2 separate regions of the Homo sapiens genome follow, and region 1 is linked to region 2. A link is an interaction called in ENCODE POLR2A ChIA-PET data of the cell type or tissue named here. Cell type or tissue: Panc1. All regions are shown on one strand. Each heading gives the region's core, and the rest is flanking DNA. Links, peaks and the distances in the headings are about the cores only.

Region 1 (5,382 bases), core at 123-5,122, 58 kb before region 2:
TGGTGCCAGCTGATCCATCAAGTGCAGGGGCTGCAAAACATCTCAGGCACAGATCTTAGGCCTTACAATAGTGATGTTATCCCCAGGAGCAATTTGGAGAGGGTCAGAATTGATCTTTTGGCTAATTTGTTAGTCCTACTTAGGCAGTCTAGTCCCCAGGCAAGATGTGGGTTTGTTTTGGGAAAGGGCTGTTATTGTCTTTGTTCTAAACTGCGGATTATAAACTAAGTGCCTCCCAAAGTCAGTTCAGCTAATGCCCAGGAATGAATAATGACAGCTTGGAGTTAGAGGCAAGATGGAGTTGGTTAAGTCAGATGTCTTTCAGTGTCTCAGTTATGATTTTGGAGTGGCAATTGTAACCTCAGCCTCTTGAGTAGCTGGGAGTACAGGTGTGTACCACTATGCCTAACAGATTAAAAAAATTTTTTTTCTAGAGATGAAGTCTCACTATGTTGCCCAGGCTGGTCTCAAACTCCTGGGCTCAGGTGATCCTTCTGCCTTGCCTCCCAAAATTCTGGGATTACAGATGTGAGCCACCATGCCTGGCTACTTTGTAAAAGAACTCCTTCTCACCCATCATCTAAGACAAATAGCATGAGTATGATTATATGCTGAGTCCTATGCATCCTCCTGTCCATCCTAAGAGTTGTCTTGATGACCCTGACACAGTACGTGTCAAAAGTGAAATTCACTAGAATGACCCTGACTCAATGATATGTGGTCCACGCATTGTTTGGGTAGAGGAAAGATGAAGGGGAATGGGGTATGATGAATCTTTGGTGCCTGGGTGGCTATGGAATCATCCATGGTATAATAAAGCAGCTGAAACTCTGTTGTGAGGGGCAGAAGTTACCTATGGAATTTTAAAATGATAGCTCCAACTCCAGGAGATTTGGCTTAGTGGAACCCCTGGCTGCTTTTGGCTCTTCAGGCTAACACAGGGTTGGGGAGGGATGCAGTCCAGATGATACCTTTTATATTTGTTCTGTCTTCCAGGTGGAAAAAATAACCTCTCTTCCAGGTGGGGGGAAAAAAGATAACATTAGAGTTCAGGGCTACAGTAAAATTTTAGACAAAACAGAGGGAGAAGAATACCCCAACTCATTCTTCAGCCTAGCTGCTGCCACTGATGCAGCAGACCCACCATGCCCACTCCTTAGATTCCAGCCAAGATCTTCTCTGGAAACTCAAATGTTAACCCTGTAAATGCTGAATTTACTACTGAGGTTTGAGTAAATTTGCAGTGAGAGCAAAAAAATGGGGAATTTAAAAAAATGGTTTCGTATTTTGTGGCTGTTATATCTGGATGTATAAACATTGACGTAAAATGTTATATGCTTCTAATTTCTTTCTTTTTGTTTGTTTGTTTGTTTGTTTGTTTGAGACAGACTTTCCCTCTTGTTGCCCAGGCTGGAGTGCAATGGCACAATCTCGGCTCACCGCAACCTCCGCCTCCCGGGTTCAAGCAATTCTCCTGCCTCAGCCTCCCGAGTAGCTGGGATTACAGACATGTGCCACCATGCCCAGCTAATTTTGTATTTTTAGTAGAGACAGGGTTTCTCCATGTTGATCAGGCTGGTCTCGAACTCCTGACCTCACATGATCCATCCGCCTCAGCCTCCCAAAGTGGTGGGACACAGAGCCACTGAGCCTGGCCTATATGCTTGTAATTTCATAAATGCTGGAGGAACCATTCCAATCATGGAAAGCTGCAAAGACAACATGTTAATGATCAACACCTGTGAAAAGAAGGGAATGAAAATAAAAATTAAAGAGAGAAAAAGGAAAACGCATTAGTGAAATGACTTAATTAACTCATTTTGTGGTCAAAACCTTGCTTTTTTGTGGACACATTAGAATATAAGTTCATTGAGTACTGGAAACAGAACAATTCTCCATAACTTCTTCTTCTTCTTCTTCTTCTTCTTCTTCTTCTTCTTCTTCTTCTTATTATTATTATTATTATTATTATTAGAGACAGTCTCACTCTGTTGCCCAGGCTGGAGTGCAATGGCGTGATCTCGGCTCACTGCAATCTCTGCCTCCCGGGTTCAAGCGATTCTCCTACCTCAGCCTCCCAAGTAGCCGGGATTACAGGCGCCCATCACTACACCTGGCTAATTTTTTTTGTATTTTTAGTAGAGACGGGGTTTCACCATGTTAGTCAAGCTGGTCTTGAACTCCTGACCTCAGGTGATCCGCCTGCCTTGGCCTCCCAAAGTGCTGGGATTACATGCATGAGCCACCATGCCTGGCCCATAACTATTTATACTACAATTTTTGCTTATTAGAGCTTCAGGAAAATGGGAGGCAACATGAAAAGGCAATCTCCAGAGAGATATATTTTTGGAGTTTCAAAAGCAGTTTTTATTTTGGTAATAAGCTTTTGTGAAATCAGACACTTGACCCTTAAGAGACAGATGATTTTCTGGCCTGATACGCGATTTTTTTTTTCTTTTTTTTTTTTTGAGACAGAGTTTTAGTCTTGTTGCCCAGGCTGGAGTGCAATGGTGCCATCTCAGCTCACTGCAACCTCTGCCTCCCGAGTTCAAGCGATTCTCCTGCCTCAGCCTGCCGAGTAGCTGGGATTACAGACAAGCGCCACCACGCCCGGCTAATTTTATATTTTTAGTAGAGATGGGGTTTCACCATGTTGGCCAGGCTGGTCTCAAACTCCCGACCTCAGATGATCCGCCCGCCTCGGCCTCCCAAAGTGCTGGGATTACAGGCATGAGCCACCGCGCCTGGCCGATGTGTGATTTTTAAGTGGGTCATTTTGGACTATAAGACTAATAAGACAAAAAGGGTCAGTGGAATCCTGCTTGTCACTTAGATTTGGAACACAGTTTTGTGGTCCTGAAGCATATTGACTTTGCTGGTGCTGAAGAAGCTACTGGCTTTTATGTTATCCTGAATTCACAGACCCTAATTGCCTGGAACTCACACTACATAAAACTAGATACTGTCTGTTATGGGCCTGTTTCAGTCTCAACATGAGCTGTGCAGAACTGAAAGCAGACATATGCTCAAAAACAGCTCTTCCACTCATGGACCACTGCAGATTTAGGACAGTCCTTTGTGGGGCCATAAATTGTGAAAACATCAGGGAAACTGGCTGGTCCATCTGGGTCACTTGCAGATACCTACAAGAAAGTGTTTATTCTCCGATGAGATTGTGTGAAATTAAATTACTCATCATCTCTATATTTTGGATGCAGAGACTGATTGCATTCCTAATGTGTGATCCCTGCCAAAAGCTGCAACTTAGGGGAGGGCACATCACAAACAGTATGAGCCCTCTGACAGATTAGACTCAACCCTTTCTCAGGAATGCCTCACTACTGTTGACTCGTGCTTGAATTTCCTAATTATTTGCAGTTTCAACAATGGATTGATGATACCCTAACCCTACTTCTCTCATCTTTCTCCTGGTACACAAATCTAAGTGCAGCTTGATTGTAAAATGCCGCTATCTTCAGAAAAGCAAGGCTTTTCTAGGATGCTCACTGGATAAATAATCAGGATTAAAGGGCTGAGAAGTTATATAAACCCATTTTGAAAATGCATGAAAATTCAGGATGTTGTCCTGACCAACTTCTGAACATGATGTGTCTTTTTGATTAAGTGGTATAAAAATATTTTTCTGTGAAAATTCTTTTTCTATTTTTTCATTTATTATTTTTGTCTTTATTTTTATTCTTATTCTTCATTTTCTTTTTTTTTTTTCTTTATTTAGGTGTTAAGAAACTGTTCTATAATATCGGTGAAAATTCTTTTGTCCTTCTTACATACAACTCCTCCAGACAAAAGGTCCGGGTTAGAGTATGGGATGAAAAAAATGTAAGATATTGATCACTGACTAAATGGAACACACTGATTTTGTAAACGTGTAGGAAAACAGAGCCCCAGCACCTGGGGAGGCCTGGTTGAGGGCAAGGGCAAGAAGGGAATTGATGTTCTTGTTTTTCAGAGTTGTTTCTGGAAACTTTCCCCTCTTACTGAACAAAAACTTCCCGTGCTGCCTTTCCGAGCTGCTTTGAGCACCTTTTATTCAAACTGACTTCTAAGCCTATGATCACAGCTGATAGAGCTGACTTTGAGACAGCAAGAGTGGTCCCTGCTCCTCAGCTTTCCAGGCAGAACACTTACGGATGTCATCCACACTCATGAGACTGATGAATTGATGTCAAGGACAAGCAAAACTGTTTGGAACTGGCCGGGCGCAGTGGCTCACACCTGTAATCCCAGCACTTTGGGAGGCCAAGGCTAGGCGGACCACAAGGTCAGGAGATCGAGATCATCCTGGCTAACATGGTGAAACCCCATCTCTACTAAAAATACAAAAAATTAGCTGGGTGTGGTGGGGGGTGCCTGTAGTCTCAGCTACTCGGGAGGCTGAGGCAGGAGAATGGCGTGAACTTGGGAGGCGGAGCTTGCAGTGAGCTGAGATGGCGCCACTGCACTCCAGCCTGGCAGACAGTGAGACTCCCTCTCAAAAAACAAACAAACAAACAAACAAACAAACAAAAGCTGTTTGGAACTGACTGCAGTACCTCTGATATCAAGAACTGAGCTGAATTGTTTTATTTTATTTTATTTTAATTTTAAAGACAGGATCTCATTCCATCCAGACTGGAGTGCAGTGGCTCTATCATGGCTCACTGTAGCCTTGACCTCATGGGCTCAAGCAATCCTCCCACCTCAACCCCAAGTAGCCGGGACCACAGGCACATGCCACCATGCCCAGCTAACTTTTGTATTTTTTGTAGAGACCAGGTTTTGCCATGTTGTCCAGGCTGGTCTCAAACTTCTGAGTTCAAGCAATCCATCTGCCTCAGCCTCCCAAAGTCCTGGAATTATAGGCATGAGCCACCAGGCCTGACCTGAGCTGAATTATTTCAGACTACAGTGGGAACCCATGGGTTAGAGGCCCCATGGTGGGAGGCCACATTGGGCACTCTGTTAACCTGTACTGCCTGACTAATGCATATTCTGTTTTGCAGTGCCCTAATTATTATAAACTCTTTTACAATAAGGTGTCTTTTGCTCTTATATAAGAGCCAAGAGGTTGGATTGTGCAAAAAAAAAAAGACTATCATAGCAAACCTGAGAATACTTATCATTAGAAAGACCTGCTTACAAGCTTAGCACTTCACTAGTGCCTGGGAACTTTGATTTTGAGACGATTCCTACTACCCTGGCTGTAGAGGGGCTCACTGTGCCTTGTGTTTGTGCAAACAACATGGCTTATGCTGAACACGTGCTTTCCTTCTGGGGTCTGACATTTCGGTATGTGCTAGGCAAAATGGTGTTTGTGTGACTGGCTCCCAGTAAAAACTTGCCCCTAGCCTCTAGTGAGCTGCACAGGTAGGTACCTTTTCA
Region 2 (5,382 bases), core at 189-5,188:
TATCAAATGCCACCACTGAACATTTCAGAAGTTAGTACTATACAAAGAAACTGTTTAGATTTATCTGTCAATTCTTCTTTATACCTTATTGGCTATATATTTTCAACTTTTAAGGAGCACCTAATACTAGTGCAGATTTAAACACAACCAAAGCTATATTCAGTAAATAGCATAATCTCTGAATAGGATTATACAGACTGCATTCCAGAATTCATTGACTACTAATTTTACGTACATTTTTAATCCCTTCACCTTATCCTTGCTACTGAAAAACCTAATTCTAAACAAAGTTTTACTGAGACATAAATTTTTTTCCTAAAATTTTGAAATGATTCTCGTCAAGTTGATAAACCAGTTAGGATATACTTCATGGGAATAATGGGATGGAAAAAAGTGAGAAGATAAAGCAGGATATGTTTTTTGAAATGAAAATTTAACCACCATTTCTTTTATGTACAATGATGTTGCAAATAAAAAAGCCAAGAACCATTTAGAACCATTCAGTGTCTGAGAGTTAAGCAACTGTAATCAGTATTTCTTCCTTCTTTACAAAGTCAGTGCCATAGGGAATGCTGCTAAAATATTTCAAGAGATGAGAGTAAAAAAAAATTTCAAAAATTCAAAATATAAAAGTCCTACAGCATAAATAAGGTAAGAAAAAAACAGAGATGACAGTAATTACCTAAGTTGCATGTTTTCTCTTTCCCACTGATAAAACAGGTTTAATAAATTCTCATTTATTGAGATTAGCTAGTATATCAGGAAATTTAACTAAATGAACACCTTGTTTAACGGTTAAAATACTGATTACTATCTTTAAAAATAACTTCAACTGCCACGTGCAATGGCTCACGCCTTTAATCCCAGCACTTTGGGAGGCCAAGTTGGGTGGATCGCTTGAGCTCAGGAGTTTGAGACCAGCCTGGACAGCATGGTGAAACTCTGTCTCTACAAAAAATACAAAAAGTAGCCGGGGCATGGTGGTGTGTGCTTGTAGTTCCAGCTACTGGGTAGGCTGAGGTGGAAGGATCACTGGAGCCCAGGAGTTCAAGGTTAACCCTGATCCCTGATCATGCCACCACATTCCAGCCTGGATACATTCCAGCCTGGGTGACAGAGTGAGATCCTGTCTCAAAAAATAGAAACAAACAAACAAAACAAAAAAACCTTCAACCCAATACTAAGTGTGGCTAAACACAAGTTAATATTTTTTATCCCTATTCTATGGTTCAGAAAGTATCTAAAGATTTCATCATGACCCTGATCCAACGTAAAATTAAGTTTCTCAGTTTCTTCAGATTTCTCCATGTTTTCATTCGAAGGTAACTGATCTTGGTTTGAGTAACAACATAGCAAAATAAAACAAGAAATGACATTAGGTTCAAGATTCCCAGGTTCACTAACACTAATTTAGCTAGTGATGCATCTTTGGGTGTGTCACAAACTCACTGATCTTTCTTCATCTATAAATAAAGCAGCTGGACTAAATAACCTCAACTATTATTCTTCGCTGGTGTCATATTTCTTTTATTCTAAAAATGTTAAATTCTTTGGTTTTTTGTGTGTTTGCCTTGGTTTTTTTTTTTTTTTTGAGACGAAGTTTCGCTCTTGTTGCCCAGGCTGGAGTGCAATGGCATGATCTCAGCTCACCACAACCTCCGTCTCCTGGGTTCAAGCGATTCTCTTGCCTCAGCCTCCCAGTAGCTGGGATTACAGGCATGCACCACTACGCCCGGCTAATTTTGTATATTTAGTAGAGGCGGGGTTTCTCCATGTTGGTCAGGCGGGTCTCGAACTCCTGACTGCAGGTGATCCGCCCACCTTGGCCTCCCAAAATGCTGGGATTACAGGTGTGAGCCACCATGCCTGGCCGGCTTGGTTCTTTTAAGAGAAAAAAATGACAACAATTAATATTCTAGCTCCTCTAAATTAAATAAATATGTTTCCAAAATAGTGTAGAGGAAGGAAGAACTAGGACAGAATATGAACCTTTAAGCACTATAATAATTAGTAAAAAGGTCAGTTACACAAGCATTTTCCCAAAGTTTGTCAAAAGAAAGTTGTAAAAGAGCACATAAATGAGTTTAAAAGGCATAAAATTTGAAGTGACCAAAGGAAAAATTCACTCCAAAAATTGAAACACAGCATCACATTTCTTCACAAATGAGGTGACTCAAGAGAAGTGGTAGCTACTGTGGGTTTTTAAAGGTGATTCATTCATTTACTCAACAAATATTTATTGATCACTTATTATGTGCTTTCTCCACCACCCCTAGCAGAATCACTCTGTAATGATACATTGAATATTCTATAAAAGTTAACAGTAGAAGACACTGAGTTGCCTGCCGATTATCTATTCTCCTCTTCCTTTTTACAAACAGAACTTATTTTGTTCAGGAAGGCACTTGCCTCCTCAAACACCTTAAAGCTGTGAGTCATGTGATCCAGTTATGACCAATGACATGTATGAGGAAGTCGTGGGTGAGAAGGGAGTCAGCTGACTGGTGCCTTTTGCCCTTTTCCCTTCTTTGGGTCCAGATTCTATACACAATACCTGGAGAAGGAGCTGTGGTCCCAGCTACGTGGGAGGATTGCTTGAGCCCAGGAAGTCAAGGCTGTAGTGAGCTATGACTCACTACATTCTTGTTGGTGCGACAAAGCAAGACCCTGTCTCAAAAAAAAACCAAAAAAACAAAAAAACCCAACAAACCAACAAAAAAACCCACCACACAAATAAAATGTTGGATATACAAGTGTTTTATACTATTTTTTATTTGAACTATTTCATTAAAAATTAAGACTCTCAGCCAGGTGCAGTGGCTTACGCCTGTAATCCCAGCACTTTGGGAGGCTAAGGTGGGCAGATCACAAAGGTCAACACGGTGAAACCCTGTCTCTACTAAAGATACAAAATTAGCAGGGTGGGGTGGTGTGAGCCTGTAGTCCCAGCTACTCGAGAGGCTGAGGCAGGAAAATGGCTTGAACCCGGGAGGCAGAGGCTGCAGTGAGCTGAGATTGCCCCACTGCACTCCAGCCTGGCGACAGAGTGAGACTCTGTCTCCAAAAAAAAAAAAAAAAAAAATTAAGACTCTCAAAGAGTCAGACAAACCTTAACGCTCTTGTGTCACCTCCACCTTGGCCAGCTGTGGGACCTTTAGAAAATTACTTGAAACTTTCTAAGTCTCTTTAGACTCTAAGCTCTTTAAAACTGAAACATAAATATCTATACCTCAAGGAGGAGCTGTGAGGATTTTTTTTTCTTTTTATCTTAGGGGACTTTTTGAAAATGGAGCATGCAAAGTACTTTTACACAGTACTTGGGAGCTATTATTAATTATTTGGCCCCATCTTTTTACCAGAAACTTCAGCCACATCGGAAAATTCAGTTTCCCAAAGCTGCCATCACTTTTTTGTTTTACTCTGTTAACTCTGCCTAGTAAGCAATTGCTATTTTGTACCTTTTAAGATTCCTCACTTTCCTAATTTTTTTTTTTTAACTTTTACTTTAGGTTCAAGGGTACGTACGCAGGTTTGTTATACAGGTAAATTGCGTATCATGAGGGTTTGACATACAGATTATTTTGTCATCCAGGCAATAATAAACATAGTATCTGATATGTAGTTTTTTGATCCTGACCCTCCTCCCACCCTCCACCCACTTTCCTAATTTGTAAAACAACTAAAATAACAGGCACAATCTCCTGGGTTGCCAATGATTGCATACAATACTACATATAAGGCCTTCAGAAGAGTAATACCAGGCAAGCACTCAATGTTTGCCAATATTATTATATTATAGGCAAGATCTTACCTTCCTCAAGCCCAGTTACAATATCACTCCATTTTATAATTTTATCTGATCCTTTCCCTATAAGGAATTAACGGCTCCTTTTCTTGTGTTTGCACATTGCTTTATAGAGACTTCTATAGCAGCACTTACTGCCCAGAATTATAATTATTTATTTACAAATCTATGTATCCTACCAGTCTTATGAACTACTCTGGGGCAGAAATCATGGATTATTCACCTGCAGTAAGACACTCAAACATGTGCTGACTAAATTGAATAACTGAAACGGTAACAAAAGCTAGTCTAAATGTTGGCAAATAACATCAATACTTTTCATGAGGTAGCTTTTACTAACAGGAAGTCTTATGTAGACTGTAAAGCAATATTTAATTAAAAATTCTATGAAGCATATTTCACCAACCTACAAAGTGAGATTTGGGCAAGGACATGATACATTTAACAGATGCTAAGGTATACTGCATTGAAGAAGGATTAATAAATGCATTTACTTAAAAGACCATTTAAAATATAAGCTAAAACTAAAGATCCGAAAACAAAATTAGCCATGGATGTCAACCAACAATGCAGAGGCTGAAATGTTCAAACTCCACTAGTAATCAAAGAAATTAAAATTCAAAAAGCAGTGAGATTTTTAATTTAACCAACCAGCAAAGTTTTTATTTAGTCACAATGTTCAAAGCTTCTAGATATGGCAGAAGGAATTATGCTCATACACTGGTAGTATTAGCATAAATTAGGTAAAACCATTCAATAACTATTCAATAAATATTTACTGAGTGCCTGCTTTACACTTGGAAACCTCATTAAAGAATTTTTCAAAGACAGTGAAACTATCATGTAGCATGCTAAGTGCAAAAAGTAGAAAATAAAACTCATTTTTCATGTAATCCTAATTCACATAAATAAGCCAATAAATCTGTAACCACGCCTAGAATAATGACTAGAAAGAAACAGAACACAATGTTAACAGTATTGTTGCATCTTGATAATAGGATAACAACTAATTTTTATTTTTTGCTTTACACTTTCCCAAGTTTTCTATAGTGAACATGTAATATCTTTTTAACTAGATAAGTAAGAAACCCAGTGTGTTTAATGCAGGGAGTGGAGTGACAGAATCAGATCTGCACTTCAGAAAAGGTACTCTTGGCCAGGCATGTTGGCTCACGCCTGTAATCCCAGCACTTTGGTGGGCCAAAGTGGGCAGATCATTTGAGCCCAGGAGTTTGAGACCAGCCTGGGCAACATAATAAAACCCGTCTCGACCAAATATAGAAAAATTCGTCAGGCATGGTGGTGCACACCTGTAGTTCCCTGTAGTTCCAGCTATACTAGAGGCTGAGGTGGGAGGCTCGCCTGAGCCCAGGGAAGCTGAGCCTGCAGTGAGCCATGACCACGCCAGTGCACTCCAGTCTGGACAACAAAGTGAAACTCTGTCCTCAAAAAATCCCCCAAATCAAAAAAAGCCAGTGATGTCTATTTTAAGCTAAGGCCAATCCTTCCATTAATGCTTTGCATTTCATATCCTCTAGCCCACTCAGAAAGAGTTTTAATCAAAGTTTCATCATCTC

The links. Peaks named below come from ENCODE experiments on the same cell type or tissue, not always from the same donor. Only the 100,000 strongest peaks of a DNase experiment are listed, where the experiment ranks them.
Region 1: POLR2A ChIA-PET joins it to region 2 with 9 read pairs; 11 of 35 experiments call an interaction of 5 or more read pairs at or near these places.

Annotation. Positions count from the first base shown.
Region 1 is chr11:77,644,831-77,650,212 of GRCh38, forward strand. LOC107984369 (a long non-coding RNA gene) reads left to right here. Exons shown (of 3, transcript XR_001748072.1): 3 at 1,389-1,428. Among named protein-coding and RNA genes, the nearest start is that of CLNS1A, 9.7 kb to the left of the region's middle. RefSeq lists a cis regulatory region at 1-30. In Panc1, for the core only: no CTCF peak of the experiment used is centred there; no DNase peak of the experiment used is centred there.
Region 2 is chr11:77,703,179-77,708,560 of GRCh38, forward strand. The region is part of intron 5 of RSF1 (remodeling and spacing factor 1); the gene reads right to left. Among named protein-coding and RNA genes, the nearest start is that of RSF1-IT1, 34 kb to the right of the region's middle. In Panc1, for the core only: no CTCF peak of the experiment used is centred there; a DNase peak (open chromatin) is centred at 2,473.